2 separate regions of the Mus musculus genome follow, and region 2 is linked to region 1. A link is a loop called in an ENCODE intact Hi-C map of the cell type or tissue named here. Cell type or tissue: gastrocnemius. All regions are shown on one strand.

Region 1 (8,000 bases):
GAAAAACCCTTGCTAGAAACTTCCAGAAGAGACTGGGCTTTGGAGAGAGTCTGGGAGGAAAGAGAAGGAAGCTGTTGGCAGGGGCCCAGTGGAGGCTGGGCCTACTGGGCCGACCAGGATGGCTCCTCTCCGTCATTTAACTTGTATTTTTCTACTGGTGGTATCACTCACTTGAATGCAGATCATAAAAATTACAATTGATGTTTCAATTAGTTATAATTTACGGAGTGATTACATTTAATTTCTCTTTTATTGTATTTTAATGGCTTCAAATTTCTTGTTGATGAGATTCTGCCTCATGATCTGAAGTCACAGGCCACGGGGTGGAGACTGGGCTCCGGTTCTCATCGGGGCAGGTGGGCATGGCCCACTTCTGGGGCCCCTTGCTCCTGCTGGGGTCTCCTCAGCTGACCCAGAAGCCTCCCAGCCTTTGAGGCCCGGGCTGAGGTATTTGGCATGGAAGTAGAATCGGCAGGGTATGCAGGCAGCAGGGTGTGCAGGCAGCAGGAGGAGCTTGGGGCTCCGCTGCCCCCAGCTGTCTTGATGGTCTTGCTAATGGGGAAGGAGATTTGTTTGTTCTTAAGAATCTGGCAGATTGAGGCAGGGAAAGAGGGTGGGCCAGGAGGTGGAAACGGACTCTGAATCAAGACAACTCAGGGAGAGGCTCAAGCCTGAAACCCAAGTGCAGAAAGACTGCTAGGTGTGTGTGTGTGTGCTCGTGCGTGGTGTGTGTATGTGTGTAGTGTGTGTGTGTGTGTGTGTGTGTGTGTGTGTGTGTGTGTGTGTAAACCGTGCCTAGGACCTGCAGAAATGGCTTAGTGGTTAAGAGAATTGTCTGTAACTCCAGTAGTTCCAGAGGATCAAAGGTCCTTTTTTGGCCTTCAAGGACACAGGCCTGCACATGATGTACAGATGAAGGCAAAACACTCATGTATGTGTGTGTGTGTGTGTGTGTGTGTGTGTGTGTGTGTATATGTATATGTATATGTATATATATATATATATATATATATATATATATATATAGTCAACCCCCAAGTCAACCAAACCAAAACCTGCCTTCCCTCTTTTCTCCCTGGCCTAGGGCAGCAGGTGGCTCAGTTACCTGTTGCTAAATAAATACCAGGGAGGTGCAGAGAGCCCAGGCACTCTTAGCCTCAAGCCTGGAGAATGTTCTGGATAACAGCTCCAGCACCACACCCTTTCCTACTGAAGCTCCAGTTATTTGGAGAAAGTTCCTTGCCATTCCACCTCTGTCTGGCTTGAAGCTGGGTAACAGCTCTGGGGTTGTCTAGGGGCGCTCAGCTGCCAGCTGCCGAAGAAGGGCCCACACTGAGCCCACACTGTGCCGTGTACAATAGTGGCTTTGCAGCTCTGCTCAAGTCTGGACCCCAGCCCTGCTGCGCAACCACCCAGGCTATAGAGGATGAGGGACAGGGCTGCCCCTCTGCGGAACTGGGTAATTGGAGACAAGCCTCAGGGCGTCCCGGCCGCGCTGCCACAAGGTAGCGCTCACCACGCTACTGGCTTTGAAGGGGGCTTCAAAGAGTTTCCAGGAAAAGCAAGCTGGACTCTGTCAGCTCTGTGAACGGAGGTGGGGGGTGGGGCTTCCCCAGGTGGTAGGCAAGAGTCAGAACATCAAAGTCGCATGAACCCCTGACCTGCGGCCGGCCGCTAGAGGGGCTGCGGGACATTTGCTATTAAAGGGGATCCAGGGTGGGCCGCGGCGGGGCCAGTGGAGCAAGCAGCTGGGCTCCCGGTTCTCTGTCTACAGCAGGCACTCCGGGCCCGATACACATAACTTTGTCTTCTGCTCCCTCTTCTACACAGTCAAGTCAGCGGGAGGTGGCAGATCGATTGCCAGTGTGGCCCTGTCCTGAAAACCATAATAGAGAAGAGACGATGTCTCAGAGAGTGAAGGGTTCAGGAGGCAGGAGAAAAGACTGGCTGGTGTCTGCGCTTTTTCAAACTTCAGACAATTAAATTAGACAAGGAGAGTGAAGACCCAGCCAGGGGACCCTGTCTTCCTGACCCTGTCATAGTCTTAGGCAAAAACCAAAAAACCCAAAAAACAAAAACAACAACAACAACAACAACAAAAACCCAAAAACCAAAAAAAAAAAAAAAAAAAAAAACCAAACCCAGCCTGCTCTTGTGTGCTTTCCCCATGGCCCAGGAGGTCTGGCTCCTTGACAGTTTCTAGGTCCCCCGAGTGACTACAACACACTCCAGGTTTTCCTAATTTATCAAATGTGAAGGGGAGCGAGATGGTCATAGGTCAATTCCACTGAGGGATTTATTATTTATTTGTGAGACAGAGAGCGTCCTTGTTGTCAAGGCTGCCCTGGAATCAATCCACCCTGTAGCCTAGGATGGCCTTGAACTACCTCTAGTCTTCCTGCCTTCGCCTCACCCATGCTGAAATTATAGGCCTGAGGTACCATGCTCGCAAGATTTCTCTGCTTATTTAGACATTATCCGAATGGGCTAGGAGTTTAAAAAATCTCCCCGCTAGGCAACCCCAGTGGCTGAGCTGAAGGCTGCAAGCTTGCTTGCTGCAAATGCCACTCTGGGAAGCCACCTGGAGTCCCCACCAGCTTGTGCCCCTCCCAGCGCCGCCAGAAAATAACCACCGCTAAGTTGGCCTGCAATATCAGAAGTGGATTTTGTCTCTCTCCTAGAGGCCTGAGGTCTGAGATTCAGCTGTCAGCAGGTCTGAGCTTCCTGATGGGGCTGGGGGGTGGGGGTGGGGGGATAGTGAGGGGGGTGTGGGTGGGGTGGGGACCCTTCCTTGATTCTCTGAGCTTTTGGTGGCCCTGGCTTGTTGCTCAGTTCTCTGCCTCCAGGAAAACATGGCCACCTTCCCTCCCGCTGCCCTGATATAAGGACTGTGGCTGGATCTAGTGCCACACTGACTCGAGACGAGCTCCTCTTGCCCCATATCCACAGAACACCCACAAACTCTCCTCTCAAATGGGAGTTCATCTGAGGATCTGAGTGAACATGCATTTTGGGGGACACAGTCACCTGCTCCCTTCTACATCTTTCCTCTCTTCCTGGTCACATACCCTCTCTCCGTTGGGAAACTATCCCTCCCCCAGTCCACATGAGGCAGGTGGGCTGGTAATTGTAGTGGGTTTTCTCCTGTCCCCCTGGCCACAGGGTAAGACGTGTAACCTCTCTGAACAATCACATGTGTCGTCCCAGGCTGTAGGAGTGGCTCTGAGGGGAATGGGGTCTGAGCTGGCCAGGCAGACTCACCCTAGGGCTTTGGATATTTCCCAGGAGAGTTGAAGCAAAAGGGGACTGGGAGGTGGGGCGACATCACTCCAGTGAGCAGAGAGCCTTGAGGGATCTTGCTGTAGGGTCTCGCTGTAGGGTCTGTGGCCACCTCCCCTACTGCCTCAAGAAAGAAACTGGGGCTGGATGTAGTGGTGCATGCCTTTAATTCCAGCACAGAGGCAGGGAGATCTCTGTGAGTTCAAGGCCAGCCTAGTTTACATAGTGAGTTCCAGGACAGCCAAGGCTATATGGTGAGAGACCTTGACTTGAAACCGAACGAAACCAAAACCAAAATTAACAAGAAAGCAAGCTGGTAGTTGGGGTGTAGGAAGAGGTCATCTGTGGTCATTGCAGTGGGCAGATAGGAGCAGAAGGATGGGAGGGGGCGGGGAACCTGAAGAGCCATGAAGGGAAATCCAACGTGTGCTTGTGTTTCTTGCCTCAGAGGCCAGGTCTGGCTAACCATCTAGGGAATGATGAGCGCCCATCAGTGGGCGTGTATGAGGAGGGCTGGGGTGTCCAGCCATGGGGAACATTCTTCGAAGAGTTTCCACTCTGGGTAGGTACTGTACTAGATTAATGTCTCCAATAAGCACACACCAGGCCCCTCCTGTGTGCTGGGTCCCAGGGTTGTAGGGCTGTGTAGAGAAAAGACAATATTGAGGTAATGTAGGTCAGTTGGAGGCAAGGAGGCTCAAGAGGTGGACTTTGCTCCGGAGATGCTGGGCGGGAGGGTGGAAGGAAGCCCAATGCAGCGAGGGAGGCAGCTCCTCACGCTTACACAGCAGGTGCTTGGAAGCATTTGTTGAATAAATGAATTTAGATTATTTTATGGTTCACTTGCTTATGTCTGCCAGTGACTCACGCTGTGCACATCCTTCCTTTTGTGCAGCCTTCCCCAGCACACAGATACACAGGCACACACGTACACACATACACACGAGCACGCACACACACGTACACGCGCGTGCGCGCGCGCACGCACACACACACGCACACGCACACGCACACGCACACGCACACACACACGCACACGCACACACACACACACGCACACGCACTGTACACTGTTGATTGCCCAGTGCTTTGCCTGGCACCTGGAGCGCTGAGTAAGCAGCTGTGGTCCACATGCCTGCAAGGCTGTCAGATGGATGATTGGCAGCTGGTGGGGAAAACAGCCTTGCTCACTTTACTGTCTGCTTCCCCCCCCCCCCCCGCCCCCTCGGTGGTGCTGAGCTGGAAGCGCTGCGTGGCTTCTGGCACATGGGCTTAAACTCAGCACCTAATGACTCACTTTGTGGATTATCCACGGCCTGTTTCATTTATGACATCTCTCTTTTCAACGGTAAGCTTCTGGGATACATTTAGCAAGAACCAGGCATACGTGACCATTTTAACAGGGGTTCGTGACTCTCATAGTACTTGGGGAGCCTGGGGGCTTTTCAGAAGGGGGAGGGATGAAAACATCAAAGAGAAGCATGAGGTGGGGGCTGGGGCTGGGGTTTCTTTGCTGTTTAGAAAGTCCTGAGGCATGGGAGGGGTCAGCTCTTGCAGCCACGGACCCTATTCTTGGAAGGCAAGTCGTTGCTGCAGGTCCCACATTCAGCCACTAGATGTCAGTGTTTCTTAACAGACGGAGCTGGGGATGGCCTCTTGCAAGGGAAGTTCTAACTGGTGGTAAGTGCCTGCGGGGTGAGTGTGGATGCCACTGTCTATTTAAGAGTTTCCGTATATTTTATGTAGTGAGTCGTCTGAGGATCCCTGGAGTTCAGAACCACATTACCTCCATCCAGTCCAACTGCAGACAACTGTGTGTGTGTGTGTGTGTGTGTGTGTGTGTGTGTACGTGACATTGTCAGCAAGGAGAGGGTGGAGCTGGGCAATCAGGCTTTAGGAGCCTTTTTGCTTCCTGGCTGAGAGAAAGGAAAGACAATGTCAGATGTGGAGGGAGGGGAGAGGAGAAAGACAGCCAAAAGCTGGGGAGAACCCACCTCACATAGCATCACAGCATGGGCCACATCGACACCCTGGAACACTTCCGTGTGCCCCAAGCTTCACTCCTGGTAGAGCTTTGTGTGTTCCAGAGGCTCCCAGAAAATGTACCAAATGGAGGTTGTAGAGATGGAGGCAGAAGAGGGACATTGGAGTAAGAAGAATGATGGAGGCCCCCAGTATACTCATCAGAGGATGAGGAACAGAGCCCAATCCCCACCCCACACCCCAACACTTACTTTCCTCCCGGCTCTTCAGTGCAAGAGTTAGGAATCTTCAAATGTAAGGCAGGGATTGGCTCTTGAGCCCCCAAGGGCAGTCCTAGAAATGTCTCCACTCAGGGTGGTGACGGCTACGGGCCCCTATTGCAGTACGGTGGCCGGAGATCACAAGCTTCAGGCTTTACACAGAGATAAGAGAGGTTATCTGCTGCCTCCCCTGGTTGCTTCCCCACAGAGTCTCAAGTTCCGTCATTAGAGACTGTGATTTATTTAGGTCAGGCCCTGGCTCCCCCTAGGAATTTTACATAGTTTCTTGCATGTAATAGACTGTTCAGTAAATATTTGTCAACCAAAGACTCCATTAAAATAAAATACCCTGAGGATGGGTAAACCATTTTCCTTTGCTAACACTTCGCTGTGAATTAGCTGATCACTCTAACTAGTGTCCTAACGAGGTTTCTGAGGGCCGGTAGTTCCAATGGGAAGTTCTCAGGCAGGGAGAGAGGCCTAGTCTGGGCAAATGTCTAGGGGGGAGATGGGACCTGATGGGGAGCAAGGGCAGCTGTGCTGAAGGTCAACACAAGGACATTGGAGTGCTTGCTGCCGGTGACGAGGATAGCTCTTCCCTCTGGAGACTCTCAAGTGATTTCCCTGGGAGAGAGTCTAAGTCCTCTCCAAGGATGGGTATGGAACTGCTTTCTGCTCTGGGCAACTCTCGACACCCCAGTCCCAGGACCCTTGGATGCTTCAGCCTGACTGTTCCTTGAAACCTAATAGTGAGGTCACGTTAATTAAGCCACCAGCGTCACCTTTGCCCCAGCCCCAGCCCACATCTTTGCTAGGTTAATGCTGACGAGTTATTCACCTTGAACGGACCTACCACAGGGAGCCTGTGGTGAAGGGGAGATGGGACTGGCATCATTCTAACCTCCCCAGGGTGACCCAGCATCCACCCACACACATTTGGACCTTGTCTAATGAAAGCAAGAACAAATGCATGACTTCACCTATGTTCTAACTTTAACTCATCGCTGTAACAGAACACGACCAAAAGCCACGTTAGGAGTAAAGGGTTTATTTGGCTCCCAATTCCAGGTCACAATCCATCACTGAGGGAAGCCAAGGTGGGAACTCAGGACAGGATCCTGAAGGCAGGACTCACAGAGGAAAGCTGCTTGCTGGCTTGCTGACTTCCAAGCTCCTGCTTAACTGTCTTTCTCTACTTTAGTACTTCTTTCTTTCTTTCTTTCTTTCTTTCTTTCTTTCTTTCTTTCTTTCTTTCTTTCTTTCATCTATCTATCTATCTATCTATCTATCTATCTATCTATCTATCTATCTCTCCATGCATCCATGCATCCATCCACCCACCCACCCATCCACCCATCCATCTATCTACCTACCTATGAGACAGGGTTTCATTATGTAGCCCTTGGCTGGCCTGGAACTCACTATATAGATCAGCTTGCCTCAAACTCATAGAGATCCACCTGCCTCTGCTTCCCCAGTGCTGAGATTAAATGCTTTTTTCAATTATTCCCGGCACTCGCTGGCTCTCTTACACAGCCCAGGACCACCTACATAGAGAATGGTGCTGCCCACCATTCTAATTGATTAATTTTAACTAACTTCAGCATTAGTTAATAATCAAGACAAATCCCCACAGACATAATCCTGGAAATCCATCAGTTGAGACTCCCTTCTCAGGTGACTCTAGGCCGTGTTTACAGTTAAAGGTAATTAGAAGTGTTGGGCAGTTTTATGTCAACTTGACAGAGGCTAAAGTCATTGGAAGGAGGGAGCCTCAATTGAGAAAATGCCTCCTTAAGATCAGGCTACAGAAAAGCCTGCAGGACATTTTCTCAATAAGTGATCGATGTGGGAGGTCCCAGCCCACTGTGGGTGGTGCCATCCCCTAGGCTGGTGGTCCTGGGTTCTATAAGAAAGCAGCTGAGCAAGCCCCAGGGAGCAAGCCAGGAAGCCAAATAATCTCTTTTCTCTCCAAGTTTTGCTTTGGTCATGGTGTTTTATCACCGCAATCCTAACCCTAACGAAGACACTGGGACACTCTGTAAGAGAGACTTCATGTCTCCTAGCAGCCATTCCATTTACCTTTGAGTGACAGCCATGGCACTGAGGTTTCTGTGGCGTTGGGTACCTCCCAAGTTTATCTGCAGCCCTGTAGGAATTCTCTGTAACTCCAAGACCAAACTGGAAAATGAGCCAGTGCCAATAATCTTGGTATAAAGTGAAAAGGGAAAAGAGCCAGAAATTAGTTAACATATGGAAGTATAAATATGTATACATAAACCAGGAAGAGGGGAGTCAGAGGTTCTTTCCTGTGTATGTATGGTGTGTGTGTGCACATGCGTGCACATTCATGGGTGTGAATGTGGGCATGCCTATGGCATGATGTCCTGTGGAGATCAGAGGACAATGCTGGGTGCTGGTCCCTGCCATGCTTATGACGGGATTTCTATGCTGTTTGTACGCTATGCATGCCAAGCT
Region 2 (8,000 bases), 110 kb after region 1:
GGGAGGCAGGCGGATTTCTGGGTTCGAGGCCAGCCTGGTCTACAAAGTGAGTTCCAGGACAGCCAGGGCTACACAGAGAAACCCTGTCTCAAAAAAAAAAACAAAAAAACAAAAAAACAAAAAAACAAAAAAAACCTACCATGTAGCCCCCCAAATGGTTCCAGGTCCTCTACAAGAGCAACACCCTCTTCTAACCACTGCTCCAGCCCTGCGGTAGGACCTTTTGATCCTTCAGGACTCATGTATAAAAGTTAGGCACATCAACCTGTGCCTGTACTCCCAACAGCAGAAGAGGATGAGGCAGGAGGATCCCTGGGACTCACTTGCCCGTCAAACTACCTGAATTGGTAAGCCTCAGATTCAGTGAGACTCTGTCTTTAAAAAAAAAAAAGAAAAAAGACAGCAATAGAGAACAACACCCACCAATAAGGTCTGGCTCTGCATATTAACACTCACGCACTCACATGCACCCATGCAGGCATGCATATACATCCACGCACGCACGCACGCACGCACGCACGCACGCACGCACGCACGCACGCACGCACGCACGCACGCACGCATGCAAGCACACCCTTACACAGAAGGTAAATTCACAACATCTGTTTATCTCAGATATTCTCCCTAGTCCTTTGATCTTGTGGTCAATGAAGAGAGTCCTCGGAAATCTCTTGCCTCAGTCAAAGACTGATGGGAGGGGAGAAGACATTGGGGACCAACTTTCCTGCTTGTACTTGGCCACTGGATGTCTGTCACATCTATACAAAGGCCTCTGATTTGTTCCCAGTCCACTGAGGCCCACCCTTGGGCAGCATATTCTCGATTGGGACTACAGGGTTAAGAGATGAGACCCTTTCCCTGAGAAGGTCCGGTGGTGATGTGTTGGTTCCTCCATCCCTGCCTTCCAGGTGCTCAGGAAGTCCATGTCCTGGTCCATATTGTGCCAGCCTTGGGGGAGCATCCAAGGGCAGCCCTTTGTGGTGGCAGGACTGTGTAACTGGCATGAAGAAGGGCAAGGGAGACCAGAGCTGCCTCTGCCGGTAGTTGCTGCAGCCCGGGACTGTGGAAGCTTGGCTGTTCCTAGCCTATTAACAGTCATGATGAGGAGAACGGGAAGGCTTCCTCTGGAGGGGCTCAGAGTACTTCAATTAAAAGGCAGAATCTCAGGGGTTGGAGATTCAGCTCAGTGATAGAGCACTTGTCTAGCAGGTGCAAGGCCCTGGGTTCGTCCTCGGCTCTGATGGAAAACAAAACAAAACAAAAAACCAAAAAAGGCAGATTTTCATACGCCTCTAATGAGGACACCATGAGGCAGCGGGGGCTCCAGCTGTGCCCTGCAGGACCAGCCTCATCAGAGTGCTTGGTTGGGAAAAGCTTGGCATTCTCTGTCTGCCTCTGTCTGTCTGTCTCTCTCCTTCCTTGGATTTTTCCTCCACCATTTTTCTATCCTGGAAATACTTATGTAAGAGAAGAACGAGGAAATGACCTTGAGTCCTTTTTTTAGAAGCCCCAGGGCACAGGCAGCTGAGCTCTGTACTAGCTGGGGCCTCATAGCAAGTGTAGCAGGCAGACGCTGAGCTGGGGCTTCTTTGGTCATTGCAATAGGGGGCCATGCACTGGTGTAACACCCCTCCTTTGAAAATGGGATAGCTTACTGACTTGCTTCTAATCCACAGAGCATACAAGGTGATCCCGTGTCACTTCTATAACTAGGCTATGTCAGATTACAACTCCCACCTTGTTGGTAGCATCTAGAGCCTTCCCAGCTTGCTTGTTACAGATTTCAATTTTATTAATTTCTAATTTTATTTTTCCTCACGTGTGTGTGTTCGAATGTGTGCATGTCTGCCCACATGTACACGTGCACATTTATGCACACATGTATAGAGAGACCCAGTGATGATGTCAGGAGTCTGGAATCTTCAGCAATCTTTCTCCACTCAGTTTGCTGAGATAAACTTAAACCCAGAGCTCATTGTTCAATGAGTTCAGCTCATCAGCCTGCCTCCGGACCCCTTTGTTTCTGTCTTTAGGCACTGGAGGTACAGGTGGGCCATTGGACCCATCTGGGATTTACACTGCTTCTGGGATGCAAACTTCAGTCCTCGTGCACGCTGATCATGTGGTCAGTGCGGTAACCACTGAGCCATCCTCCCCACTCCTGCTTGTAGGTTTTGATGAGTTAAGTAAACTACCATGATGGAAAAATCCAAGTGAACAAGAACCTCTTCTGTCCAACAGCACTCAAGGACTGAATCCTGCCAACAACCATGTTCAGTTGGATGTGGATATCCTCCGAGCCTTCAGAAAAGACCCTATCTCCTGATCTGCGGCCTGTGAGAGACCCCGAGTCAGCTCCGGGTGGAACCGTGCCCAGACTTCAGAGACCATCTGAGAAGAACGGTGCTTTCCGCTGCCAGGTTTGGTGGGTGATTTGCCCCCCGGTGGTGGGTAATGAACTCAGCACATTATGGAAAGTTCCAGTTTCCCACCGCACATCTGCAGGAAGGTTCCAATCAAGGCTGCAGAGAGGATTGACAGAGCAGGTGCCTGCAGGTGTGTGAGGCACCCAGGAAGCCAGGGAGAGCAGCTTTGTTACTAATTTACACCATACTGGTGATGATGGCTGCTCTGGGCCTCAGCATTTAGGACCCTGCCTGGGCTCGCCTTTAATGTGCACACATTCATTCAGCTCACTCACTCTGCGTCCAGCGCTGCTGTCCCGGCTGCGTTCAGAATACCAACAAGGTCACACAGAGTGCCTTGGTAATAACGTCCCTTACCTTGGTAAGGATCTTTATGATGCACAAAACTCATTTTGGTGGTAATCACTCAATTGGCAGAGCAGAAGCAGGCTCTTCCATTTCCTCCTTTATCTGGGGTGTGTCTTTGGGGAGAATAGAACCCATTTTCCCATCCCTTGGACCTGTGTGGACCTTGAGAAGAGACTGAAACTTAGAGACGAAAGGACTTTTTTAAAAGGCAAAGTGAAGTCTTGTAACAGGGAAGTAGTCATAGAAAATCTATAATCTAGTAATGTTCAGCATCTCCGACAGTGGATGCTAACAGTGGGCCTCGGAGCCCACTCTGTGACTCATTAACTCAACGGCCCTCAGCCCCTGCTCCTTCTCACTCTCCTGAGCTCTGGCTCTTTGGATCTGCATGCTCTGGACAGTGCCTGTAACTGGAGTAGTATAATATACATGTATATGTGTATATATATTATACATATATAGCACATAGGATATATATATATATATATATATACACATACACACACATATATATACGATATAGAATGTATGTGCTGCGTGTGCCCACATTTGTGTGTGTGTGTGAACACTGAGTGTCTTCCTCAGTTACTCTTCAGATCTTGTTTTGTGTGTGAGTACTATAATGCGCGCGCGTGTGTTTGACTGTGTAGTATGCGCACTGTATGCATGTGTGCCCATTTATGAGCCAGAGGTTGACTTAAAACATCTATGGCTCTCTACCTTATTTTTTGAGACAGGCTATCTCTCCATAAATTTAGAGCACAAACCTACAGTTAGACTGTCTGGCCAGCAAGCCCCAAGATCTACTGCCTCTACCCTCTAGCACCAGGGTTACGAAGTCCACCCTCAGCCTTTTGGTTCTTGTTTTTTTTCCTGGATGGTAGAGATTCATTATCAGGTACTTTTTGTTTTTGGTTTTTTTGTTTTTGTTTTTGTTTTTTGTTTTTTTGTTTTTTTTGAGACAGGGTTTCTCTGTGTAGCCCTGGCTGTCCTGGAACTCACTCTGTAGACCAGGCTGGCCTCGAACTCAGAAATCCACCTGCCTCTGCCTCCCGAGTGCTGGGATTAAAGGCGTGCGCCACCACGCCCGGCTTATCAGGTACTTTTGTTACTGAACCGTTTCCCTAGCCCGCCACTCTATGGTTGAGACGAGGTCTCTCACCAGAGCCAGTAGTATGCTGTTTTGGCTAGACCGGCTAGCCAGCTCGCCTCCTGAATGATTCTGTCCCTGCTTCTCCAGTGCTGGGATTACGTGTATGCACCACTGAGACTGACTATTCGCAAGTTCTGGGCCTTGAACTCAGCTCCTCACAACTTTGCGGCAAGCTCTTTGTCAACGGAGCCACACCCCCTCGCCTTAGAGACACTTGATTGGTATAGTTGGTTTGTTCCTGGCATCTAGTGGAGAGAGGCCTGGGATGGTGCCTCCTGGCTGGTTTCTCGTGTCAATCTGATACAAGCTAGAGAGAGAGGGGGAGGAGCCTCAGTTGGAGAAATGCCTCCAGGAAATCCAGCTGCAAGGCATTTTCTCAATTAGTGATCAGTGTGGGAGGGCCCTGCCCATTGTGGGTAATGTCATCCCTGGGCTGGTAGCCCTAGGTTCTGTAAGAAAGCAGGCTGAGCAAGCCCTGGGAAGCAAGCCAGTAAGCAGCATCCCCGAATGACCTCTGCATCAGCTTCTGCCTCCAGGCTCTAGCCCTGCTTGAGTTCCTGAGTTCTGACTTCCTTCAATGAGAGGTTATGGAAATGTGAGCAGACCCCCCCCCCCAACAATAGAAACCTTAACTAGGACATCCATCAGGGTCTGGACCACAAAAAATTGCCTCAGGGTGAATGTTGCTAGTGACATGTGGAGCTAGCTTCTCTTCTGGTCTCTCCTCCATCTCTGGCGTCTCCCATTGCCCACCTACCTCATCCTAGCTGCTTGTCTCCCTTCCTACAGCTGCTCTCTGCTGCCCCCTCCTGGCACCGCCTTCCCAGCCTTGGTGGGAGATGAGCAGACAGGGGTCAGGATCCAGAGCCTTCTGACTTACACCATAACCTTCTAGAGTCTTCTACAGGCTTCTCTCCAGCCCTGGCTGGCTTCTTCCTCCTGTGAAGGTCTCTCCAGTTCCTGCTTCCTGTGGTTTCTACTGGGCCCCAAAGGGACAGTGTTGGTCACGTTTGGTCACGTTTGGTCCCATGTCCTCCTGGCAGGAACCTACCCAAGAAACATGTCCGTAGGAGTCCGGCTTTGCCACACCAACCACAGCTGATCCAATTTTTCTTAATTAGTACATTTAATTATTAGTAACATTTCACTTAAGTAGAATTAATTACCCCATCAGCAGCCCTGGCCAACCCTTCTCACGTGAGCTTTTATTGCTATTCCCACACCGAGGCCAGGAGCCTCCCCCATCCTTATCTCTCTGATGGAACTGGCTCCCAGCAAGAGCTCCTGGGAACGAAATCCCCCACTTCTTGCACCTGTGGAGGACTCCAGCCAAAGCATTCAATCAAGCCAGAAATTATGGGCAGCTGGGGTGAGCACAGGACAAGGAGAGGAGCTGTGCACCCAAGGTGATTAGCATCTTATTCCCCGCAGGCTGAATGAACCCGATTCATGGACAGCTTCTGTCTCTGGGCTGTATGTTCCAGAACAGGTGCTCTGTCAGGCAGTGGGGAGAGAGGCAATGGACTCCAGCCTGCTTTTCTCACTTGTCTGCTTTAAGGTGGCCCTGGAGAGGAAGACTGAGGGTTAGAAGTACCAGCCTCTGAGCAGTTAGTGGGTTTGGGTTTCCTAGGGGTGCACACCATTGGATTGGGTAAGCCACACCCAGGAGGCTCCCCGGAGGTCAGGAAATGGCAGAGACTCCAATACCAGGTCAACGTGATTATGCCTGACGAGAGGGGCTCCTGTAGTCAGCCGGTCTGTGAATCTCTTTAAACCCTTTCCTAAATGACCCACAGAGCCGGAGCCTCAGGAGAGGCCGAAGTGGATGCGGAGCTGGAAGGATGCGTTTCATGCCCACCTTTTGGATGGCGCTGGTCAGACTGGCTGTCTGGCTGTCTGTCTCTATCTCATCCCATCGCCCAATGGTTCTTGACCTTCGACAGGTCACTCACTCTCTGAGACTTGGCTTGCTCAGCTGGAAAATGGCTAACAGCTATTTTGGTGGGCTGCAGTCAACAGGGGTCTTGACTGGCAGAATGATAAAGGCCCCCGGTGGCCCAGGATCAAAGCAATCTGTTTAATTTTAATTAGCCCCAGCTTGCTTTGCTTTTACTGATTGATTGACACTTGAGACTGAAGGAGTTTCACACTCTACCACTGGCTTGAATCTTCACCTTTTCTGGGGGGAAAAAAATCAAAAGACTTTTGAGAGACAGGACCTCACTAAACTGCTCAGACTGCTCTTGAACTTGCTTGGTAGCCCAGCTTGGCCTCAGCCTTGTGATTTTCCTACAGATCATTGTGAGTCCTTGGTGGGACAACAGTGGATGCAAAATCCATGGTACTGACAGAGCAAGGCAGAAGCCACAAGGACTCCACCATAGTCCACGGCACTGACATGGCAAAGCAGAAGCCAAGAGAGGATTCTTTTATAATCCAAGCAAGGCGGAAGCCGGAAGGTCAGCTCCCAGCCACCATGATGGAGTGGAGCTGGTTCTGGCTTCAGTGTTGAAACATCCAAGTTCATTTTCTAACTCGTATTTCAGAGTGATTCTTGGGTCTAATTCCATCTGGGTAGTGTCTGCAACTATCTCCTCCCTGTTTCCCTTGTGTGGTTATGTGTAAAGTCCATTCCTCCGTTTGCTGCATAGGAAGGTGCTTGTCTTGAGAGAAATGCCCAGGTATGACTTCTTGTTGGTATTTATCTCCCCTCCTCCACCCCTGCCACTACTTCAGCTGGGGCAGGTATTGTGAGCAGGGTTGTGATGGTTTGTATGTGCTTGGCCCAGAGAGTGGCACTACTGGGAGGTGTAGCCTTGTTGGAGTAGGTGTGTCACTGTGGGTGTGGGCTTAAGACCTTCATCCTAGCTGCCTGGAAGTGAGTTTCCTCATAGCAGCCTTCAGATGAAGATGGAGAACTCTCAGCTCCTCCTGCACTATGCCTACCTGGATGCTGCCATGCTCTTGCCTTGATGATAATGGACTGAATCTCTGAACCTATAATCCAGCCCCAATTAAATGTTCTCCTTCTAAGAGTTGCCTTGGGGGCTGGTGAGATGGCTCAGCGAGTAAGAGCACTGACTACTCTTCCAAAGGTCCTGAGTTCAAATCCCAGCAACCACATGGTGGCTTACAACCATCCGTAATGAGATCTGATGCCCTCTTCTGGAATGTCTGAAGACAGCTACAGTGTACTTACATATAATAAATAAATAAATCTTAAAAAAAAAAAAAGAGTTGCCTTGGTCATGGTGTCTGTTCACAGCATTAAAACCCTAATTAAGACAAGGACCAAAGCCCAAATATCACAACAATGTTGAGCACCAGTGTTCTTATATGCCGTGACAATATTTGATGAATTCACATGTGCCTAGGGGGCAGCCTAAGTAGGTGAATAACATGAGAATATTTTCTGTGACAATCAATATCCCTTCAGTTGAACCATCTCTGCAGATCTGACATTTTGAGATTTCTTTTTGGCTACATTGACTGGATTTATGCTGTATGCAGTACTCACAGTGGCAAGAGGGGCTGGCAGTCAGCGAGCCAAGTCCCGTGGTGCTGCAGCAGGGAGCAGGCTCACCTGCATGAGACCCCAGCTAGGTGGGAGCTGGTGCTCCCTGCATAGTGCTCACCTGGTCCTTGCTGTTAAGTGTTAAAGACTCCACATGGCTACATTTTCAAGCTAAGCACAAGCCGACGGGAGGGGGTGGGGTGGGGGGAGGCTGGTGTCAGCTCTGGAAGCCCTGGTCTCCTGGGATCACCAGTCACTCAGTTCTGATCAAAAGCAGAGGCCAGATGCGTGTGTGCCTGTGTATGTTTTGTGTGGTGTGTGTATGGATGGGTGGTAGTGTGTGATATGTGTGTGTGTGTGAATGTGTGTGTATGTATACACAAACATGAAGAGACCAGAGATTGTCATTGGGTGTCTTCCTCTATCTGTTTTTTGTTTTTTGTTTTTTTTTGAGATAGGGTCTCTTATTGAGCCCAAAGCTCACCAATTTGGCTGGACTACTTGCTGAGCAAGCCCCTGGGATTCTCCTGTCTCTGACTCCCCAAAAGTGAGATTTCAG

The links. Hi-C counts contacts between places; a loop is a spot of excess contacts. Peaks named below come from ENCODE experiments on the same cell type or tissue, not always from the same donor. Only the 100,000 strongest peaks of a DNase experiment are listed, where the experiment ranks them.
Region 2: a loop joins it to region 1, with 9 times the contacts of the local background. A loop is called at or near these places in 23 of 42 quality-filtered maps.

What each region holds. Positions count from the first base shown.
Region 1 is chr11:114,633,419-114,641,418 of GRCm38, reverse strand. No RefSeq gene overlaps it. Among named protein-coding and RNA genes, the nearest start is that of Gm31781, 11 kb to the right of the region's middle. In gastrocnemius, no CTCF peak of the experiment used is centred here; DNase peaks (open chromatin) are centred at 2,181, 4,129, 4,378, 4,891 and 1 more place.
Region 2 is chr11:114,520,336-114,528,335 of GRCm38, reverse strand. It overlaps Gm31724 (a long non-coding RNA gene), which reads left to right. Exons shown (of 4, transcript XR_880310.1): 4 at 2,242-3,184. Among named protein-coding and RNA genes, the nearest start is that of Gm39472, 35 kb to the right of the region's middle. In gastrocnemius, a CTCF peak has its summit at 4,729 (motif pointing left); DNase peaks (open chromatin) are centred at 3,988, 4,382 and 4,732.